Regions from separate parts of the Mus musculus genome. Here region 1 is linked to region 2. The links are chromatin contacts, found by POLR2A ChIA-PET in ENCODE. All regions are on one chromosome and are shown on one strand. Each heading gives the region's core, a stretch centred on a gene start or an enhancer-like site at or near the end of the contact. The rest is flanking DNA. Distances are from core to core; before and after follow the strand shown.

Region 1 (4,087 bases), core at 403-2,902, 120 kb after region 2:
GCAAGCCAGTGCTCTGAAACTATGCAGCATTGCCCTGCTTAGCGATGGCAGCCTACAGCCCTTATAGACACATGAGGCGTTTCTGAACTCAACAGACCTCAGGACAAACCTGCCTTTGCTCATGATGTGCTCTGTCTCTGTTTCTGATTCTCTCTTCCCTCTGATGTCTACCCTCGATGTTCTCAGAGCCTTCTTTTCCTACACCTCCTTGTGAAGTTACACAGAAACTCAAACATCTCGTTTGATTATACAGAACAAGCCATGTATGGTAGCACTTTGAAATCCTATATCCCATCACTTGGTAGGGCCTGAGGCAGGAAGGGCACAACCTTAAAACCAGCCTGGGCTTCACTATGATGCACCAAAGAGAGAAAGAAATGAAGGAATTCCTGCTTTATTCTAAGCTGTGGTTGGGGAAATGGCTGTCAACAAGGTAGAAGTCCCTGACTTTCTGAGGAGGGCATTCGAGCAAGGAGGCAGACAAGACCATGACTATGTAAGGTAGTGTCAGGCTGGGAAGAAGATGAAGCAAGCAGGAGCTGGCCTTGAGAAGTAGGCTCAGGGAGGGCCTCCTTGAAGAAAGGCGCATGGGTAAAAACAAGGCCCAGTGGAGACAGAAGCTTGCCTCTCTGGAAGAACTTTACATCACAGTGATGGAAACGGGCGTGGCCTAGAGAAGCCAAATTTAGCAAAGAGGAGTGGGAGGATAGGAAGAAAGGTGGGGAGCCTGAGTAGGAAGTTCAACTAGTATCTATGGGGAATAATGATTAATAGCATCCGTGCCATCCAAAACCGGGAAGTACTTGTCTTGGTCTGCTGTTCTGTTGCAACAACATAGTCTCGGACAGTGTGGCTTGTTAACAACAGAACTTCATTTTTCACCGTTCTGAAAGTCGGGAAGTCTAAGAGTAAAGCACTAGTAGGTTCAGATCTACTAAGAACCAGTTGCAGGGTTCCAGATAGCATCTTGTTGCTGAATCTTCCAGAGTAGAAGCTGCAGCGTCTTCACACAGAGGGGAAAACAGAGAAGGCAAACCCTTACCCTCAAACCCTTTACAAAGGCCCAAATCCCATCCAAGTGGGGTTCTTAGCACTGTTGCATTTGAAGATTAATTCTCAACATAAATTTTAGAGGCTGGCCCACATTCAAACCACAACAATGCTCATGTGAGAATAAATTATCCGTTGTTAATCGGAAATTCTAATTTGACTCCAATAGCCCGTTTTAGTTGATAAACAGACTCATGTTTGATCCCCGGGCCAACACAGCTCATCCTCTTCCTTTGCATGTAAGCACTGATGTGAGACTGAACTGTCAGCACAGGGCTGGGGTGTAGCTCACGGGTAGAGAGGGCTTGCCTGAGTAAAATGCCAGGGTAGGGTGTGGAACGGTTGGAGCTGCTCAGTGAGGCGTAATGTGTAGAAATGGAACCAAGTGACCTCGTTCCCAGTGTTCTCCCAGAATTGGATTTTTTTCATTTCAAATCCAACAGAAAAGGAAGCAGAGCTGTCTGCGCCAGCTTACAGGGAGTCAGCGGCTTGCTGTTCCCCGCCCTTCCCAGGCCAGGGACATTGCTTCATCACACACTGGAAAAAAAAAAAAAAAAGAGGCAGGGAAGCAGCCCGTGCAGGGCCCAGCAATTGCCTTATAAGGACATTGGCTAGGCCAGCCAGGTGTGTCATCCCAGAGCTGAGAGGCCCCCTAGTGTGTCCTCCATGAGTCAAGGCCTTGGGAGGGTTAAGGGGTGAGGTGGCCTCAGAAGGCCCATGGCTGCAAGTGAGCAGTCTCACTTTCTCACTTTCTTTCCTGCTACTTGATCCCAGGAATCCACAATCTCATTCACCTTCACATTTGGGAAAGTGGAAAAGGATATTTTAATTAAAATAAAAAAAAAAATAGGTGCTTGTGTTAGCATTTCTTCTAGGCGCTGCCTCCACAGTTACCTGGCAACAGCCAGGAGTGCCTAACTCACTATAACAGGGGCTGCTTGCCCCCTCCTCTCTCTTGCTGTCTTGCCTTCTTGCTCTCACTTTGTCCTTCCCTCCTGCTCCCCCTCTCTCCTTACTCCCCTCCACCCCCTCTTTCTCATGACCGGCCTCTACCTCTCTGTCTCTGTCTCTGTCTCTCTCCCCCACCCCCCTTCTCTGTCTCTACTACCCTCTCAACTCCCCTCCCCAGGCCCTGAATAAACTATTCTATACTATACCTTTGTCATGTGGCTGGTCCCTCGGGAAAGGGATGCCTCAACATGGACCCACAGAGGCACCCCTTCCCCTACACCTGACTGCACACCCACCAAACATATTCCTTCTTTCTTTATTTTTATACAACACAACAGATTGTAAGTTGTTACTTCAGTAGCCAGAGTGTCTGCTCTGGGGTCTGCTGAAATAAAGAAAATGTAGACTTTGGAGAGCGCCCCATCGACAATGGACACACAGAGACCCTAGAAGCAAGGAAGCCGCATGTCGTGGCTCTGTGCTGGGAGGGATGCAGCCCACTAATCAGAAGGCTGTTTTCCAAGGGGAGGCGTGAGTATGAGGCTTTTAGAAGGATTTTTTAAAAAGAAGAAGCACAGAAAATACAGCAAAAGCCACAGAAATAGCACCGTAGATGCCAGGGACTTTGCAGAGAGCAGGGCCGCCCATGTTGAACCACCCCTCATCCCACCTAGACCCTTCCACATCTTCCAAGATGGCAGATACTCGCAGTTTGGCAGTTTGTGTGCTGGGGTAGATGGGGAGACGTAGGAGAGAATAATTAATGCGATTAGATAACATCTTTCTCCATAACCCCGCCCCCATTGCTGTTGGTCTGTAGGTGATTGGCGGAGGGTGATGTTCACCGGCTGTCTGTGCTTCCTTCAAGATTTCATTGGCTCTCAGCACTTCTGCTGGCCCGGTGGCTTGCTTACTGAGGTAACATGGATTTTCTTTTCCTGCCCTGTGAAGGGTTTATCTGGTGCCTCTGGAGTTCGTACCTCTTTCCTGGGAGCACAGTGCTTCACACCTCCAGCTTTTCCCACACAAGCAGCACAGAGTGCGTGATACACTGAATCCAAGGCGGGATGCTTCCCATGTCCCTGGAAGGGGACTGGAGAAAAAAGAAGTAAATTTGGGGGGTTCTCTAAAAATAAGTCAAGCTAAGCACACACAAGAAAGACTAAAGGGGGAACCGGAAATCAGCTGTTGTGTCCTGGTAGCATATTTAATGTAAGAGACAGTGAGTCAGAATTCCAAATTTGCATAACTTTGATCCAGTCATTACAAGAATTTGTTCTACAATCAGAGAAGTACCAAATTTATAAGGACAGTTGAGAGGTGTTCAGTGGAAGAGAGAAGATAGAAAAAAATGTCGATTACCCATACAAGGTTTTCCATTTGTAGTTGAAACAGAGTGTAATTTTCCCCTATGTTGGAGTAGGCTAAAATTATGTTGTAGTTTCTTTTTTTTTTCTTTTGGTTTTTTGAGACAAGGTTTCTCTGTATAGCCCTGGCTGTCCTGGAACTCACTTTGTAGACCAGGCTGGCCTCGAACTCAAAAATCTGCCTGCCTCTGACTCCTGAGTGCTGGGATTAAAGGCATGAGCCACTAGTAAAAAATGAAGTTTTAAAAAAAAAGCAATAAATCCCATGTTTTATGAGACCTTTCAGGCAAGAACTAAGCCACCAAGATGAGGTCTCTTACATCAAAAATATTGCTCCTAACAACACGGTCCCCACATACTAGCAGAGATAAGTCACTTAAATTGCCCTTTTGAGAAGAAAAGGGTTTTCCCAAATGACAATATTAACTAATATTGCTTTAGATGCCGGCATAACTGTAATACCTGTCTGTTACAAAATCTTCAAGATCTGATATAAAGTAAAATGAAATATAGAATTAGTAATAAGTTAACTTTATTCTGTGATAGACATTTGTGGTTTTTTGATACATATTCTTTTACTTTTTTCTTGGTAGAAGAAGGAAAGGAAAGAAGGGTGGGTAGGTAGAAGGGTAAAATGTTTTACAACCTGCCTTATTTATTAACATGGACACCCCTTTCTTGTAAAAATGCAAAGTCTATCTTCTGAATTGCTTGATTTC
Region 2 (4,038 bases), core at 604-3,103:
CAGTGACCACAGTGACAATTCTATGCTGGGTTGAGTATCTAAACCAGGACTTAGGTGTGCTTGGTAAGCACTCAAGGGACAGAGGTACAACCCCCCCCCCCCCCGCGCCAGTTCCTGTCATATCAGTTTAGCATATGGAATGTTTCCATTTGATGGAACATCACAGTAGCCAGCAGATTACCATGACAACTCTACCATTTGGTAAACAGCCCCATCCAACAACTGACTTCAAAGAGTCCCTATTAGTGCATAAGAGCTAGACGTGCAAAGCTGTTAGCCATCTTGCTTTGGTTTTAACCTGGCTTACCTTATCTGTACAGTGTAGGTATAGTTGGTGGGTTTGGGTTGCCACTCCAAAATTGTCTTGAAATCAGTTGATATCCAAGTTAAATTAAACGCTTTCTCTGGAATGCCTACAAATAAGCACAAAATATCTCGAATTGCACCCAGTTCTGTGGTCTCGACCTTGTGTCTTAAACACTTTCCCAGCCTCTGCCATCAAAGGGAGCACATGTTTTGTTGCCAGTCACAAAAATAACGTTGCTAACTTGTCAAGAGCAGAGGGTGTGTGTGTGTGTGTGTGTGTGTGTGTGTACGTGTCCTTCCCCCCACGCCCCATCCCCGCCCTCAGGGCCATATAGTCCTCTAGGCAACACCCATACTGCAATCCGTGGAAAGAGCTGAAGATCCTGAAGTCCTCCTTTAAACTATTCCAGGGAAAGCCCACTTTAAAACGACACAGAAGGAGGGCCCAAGGTGCCAGAGAGTCCCGGACTCTTCCGAAGCCGTCGGAGAGGCCGCAAGGAAGGGTTTGAATAAATTCCAAACAGGGCTAGTCCCCCACACACGTGAGAGTCAGGAATGCACATAAACGAAAAAAAAAAAAAAGAGTCTAACCGGACTTTTCCCATTGTAATCTAAAATATCTTTACACTGAAATTCTCAAGGAGAGCTCGTCAGACGTGCAGCCCACGTGGCACCTGTCACATGGTGGGATGCTATTCCATTAAAGTGCTGTCATCAACGTCTCGTTTTGCAAGCCCCCTGGTTTCAGCCTCTGCCTCAACTCAGCACTGGGTAGATGTGGGTATGCACTCTGTCTTGCCTGAGTTTACAACAGCCTTGCTTCTATCAGACCGAAACCAAAGGCCACAAGAACACCTATTTATTACGGGAAGGCGCACACCTTGTCAGAGATAACATGCAAGCCACGCAAAGCGCAAAGCACGCCGACTTTGGCAAAGGCGGGCCCACGAGCCTGCCACCTTCAAGGGCCCAACATCTAGGAAACTCTCCCTCAGAGTTAAAGCTGGAATCTCAGTTTTATCTTATGCAACCGCGGTGGACGCACAAAGCAGGCATCTTTAGCAGTGACAACTGCCAGGAGTCCGGGCACCAACTACCTTCCATCCCATTGTTCATTCAAATCCTCAGGGCGAGCGCAGCCAAATCCACAGGTACAGCCGGACACCTTGGTGTCCCCAAGGAACCAGAGCAGCACCCCCCCTCCCCCCCCAGCTAGCCAGATAGGTTCTCTGTTTCCCGCGGGCGGAGCGCCCCCGGCTTCTCAGGACCAATGCCACTCACCTGCACCCGCGGTCACCTGGAGGAGGAGGCAGCCGAGAAACGTGGGCGCGAGAGCCGCTAGGAGGCGCGGGCGCACGAGGATCGCCATGTCCAAGGGCTGGAGGCGAGGTCTCGGGGCTTCAGCGGCGGCGCGTTGGCTACGCTACAGGAGCGATCGGAGGGAGCGAGTGATGGGTACCGGCTGTACCCAGGCTGCCGGGGTCGGCGCGGGGTGCGTTATAAAGGGCCGCGCGGACACCGGCTCCTCTCCACCCCGCGCCGCCTCCGCCGAAGCTCGCGACTCCCCGCCCCCCGGCCCGGGTCACTCGCTTTCGCGGTGGGCGGCTCCCGATCAGTCCACACCCCTGCCCCGCCCACTCCCCTCCTGTAGGAAACTCCGAGACCCCGAAAGGGGTGACTCAACCGTGATTCAACAGCGCCGCGGAGCACCGAGCTGCCCCTTCGGCGCAGGCGGATCCAGGTACTGCGGAGACCCAGGCTCCCGGGCTGATCCCTGGATGACCAGCCTGGGTGGCTGGCTGGGGAGAAAGGAGTGTCATTGAAGGGACTTAAGTTGAAAGTCAAGGGAGTCTTACTTTTCCTCTGCTTTCGATGTACGCTGAGGCCCTAGCAGAGGATGTATCAAAGCCCCTGGACCACTCCTGGTAGCAGAGGGCAGTTCCAAAGCCCTGCCTGAACACGCAGTGGCTAGCAGATCATTCTGTCAGTCCCTTTGGTCCGCTGCACAGGGCGGTGCAGTAAATGCACGTGTCTGCCATGGACAAGGGCCCTGGATTAGGTCTAAAGGCCACTTGGCACCCCACTCCCGTTCCCGAGGTGACCGAGGAACTGCAACATGAAGCCTGAGAGAATTTGAGCGTGACTTCTGTAGCCACGGGGGTTCCAGGAAGGATGATTCTCACGTTGAGGAAGCCCGCAGTGGGTTTGAGTGAATTCCTCCAAAGCGCAGAAAAACAAAAAATGAAACTGAAAAATAAACATTCGGACGTTCCAATTTGTGTTTTCCCTTCCTGGATGCTGGGAATGGACCCAGGAGCCCACCTCTGTCACTGAGCCTAGTGGCAGCCAGGTGTCACTTGCAAGCTTTGGGTTTTCTTCATTTATTTCCTGGCCTCCTGTTCTAGGCTTTGCCGTGACGTTGTTGAAGCCTTAGACGATCACTTATCCTACTGGTAGCATTTGCTCGACAGTGTATCAAACGATTTCTTGTCACTCCTGGTTGACTGTCCAGTTTATCCCTTCTTTTCCAATTTCCCTAATTCTGCGACCCTTTAACACAGCTCCTCATATTGTAGTGATCCCAACCATAAAATTATTTTTATTGCTACTTCATAACTGTAATTTTGCTACGGTTATGAACTGTAATGTAAATATCTGTGTCTTTGGATGCTTTGTACAATCTTCCTTCCTTCCTTCCTTCCTTCCTTCCTTCCTTCCTTTCTTCCTTCCTTTTTTACTTTCCTTGAGTAAAGTCAAACTTGGGTCCACCTTGTAGGCTCTGAGAAGTGTAAAGAGTAACTAAGCTGTCGTCCCACTCACAGTAGCTTTTGATTAGGCTTCCTGCTTATGTCTGAGAATGGACAGGGCAGAACCTCTTAGATAGCCTTCTACAATACCAATCTTGAGGTCAGCTGGTCCGTGTGCTCACTGGCCTAAGTACACAATGTAGCTCTATCTGGTCCTCTACTCCAGGGACTTTCCCTCTTGACCGCACTTTCTTTTACTCCCAACTGAGCAAAGGAAGAGGGCATCAAGAAAACTGTTCAAAGGGTGATCTTTTTTCCATCCACGGACCCTCAACTGTGTTCCTCAGCAGGTGTGGGAAACACTCGCGGTTTGGGGAACTTATTGTTCATAGGCAGAAATATCCTGTTGGCTATTCCTTAAAGCAGACATGCGTGAAGACACGTAGAGAGCCCAGTTTCCTTTTGCATCACCAGTGGTGCAATGTGGCTGATGAGGAGTCTGTAAGTGACCAGGGCACGCTTTTAGCCCTTCTTGTGCACGTTTATAGAGCATGCTAACAGCTTTACCAACCAAGTTCATCAAGTACTTTACATAATCTCAATGGTGCCCTCTGTCAACTTCCCCCATCAAGCTCTTTTAGGGGGAGGGGGGATCAGGTCCCCCCTTTAGCTCTTAGCACAGTTTACAAGCACCCAGGAGGAACTTGACACATTTGAATCAATAAAATTCATTTATGCAGCCACACTTGTCGCTGAGAGTTTTCATTAACATTCACCAGATGAACTCTTGTCGCTGAAGCGCTTCTGTCTGGGAGCCAGGCAGTGAGCAAATCAGATTGGTGAGGAAATGCAAACCTATGGATTCCAAGGACTTTGCTCCCCAGCCAGCCCCAGCCCGCTCAAGGTGGCTGAGGGTCCTTCCGGTTTCTAGGACTTCTACCTGGAGAAGAGGTAGTTTCAGAACAGAATGAAGACGTTTGGGGGC

Evidence for each region. ChIA-PET counts read pairs that join two places held with the same protein, here RNA polymerase II (POLR2A).
Region 1: POLR2A ChIA-PET joins it to region 2 with 27 read pairs in embryonic stem cell. The contact joins the enhancer-like site here to the promoter of F3 in region 2. POLR2A ChIA-PET finds 5 or more read pairs at or near these places in 4 of 5 experiments (Patski and embryonic stem cell).

What each region holds. Positions count from the first base shown.
Region 1 is chr3:121,599,741-121,603,827 of GRCm38, reverse strand. Gm33485 (a long non-coding RNA gene) reads left to right here. Exons shown (of 4, transcript XR_001783961.1): 2 at 2,822-2,919. Among named protein-coding and RNA genes, the nearest start is that of Gm33485, 4.9 kb to the left of the region's middle. Within about 2 kb of position 1,652, at least 1 of the 3 ENCODE cell types and tissues checked has a DNase peak (open chromatin) inside an H3K27ac peak, as active enhancers do.
Region 2 is chr3:121,721,352-121,725,389 of GRCm38, reverse strand. It overlaps F3 (coagulation factor III), which reads right to left and starts at 1,853. Exons shown (of 6, transcript NM_010171.3): 1 at 1,588-1,853; 2 at 308-413. The coding sequence starts at 1,675.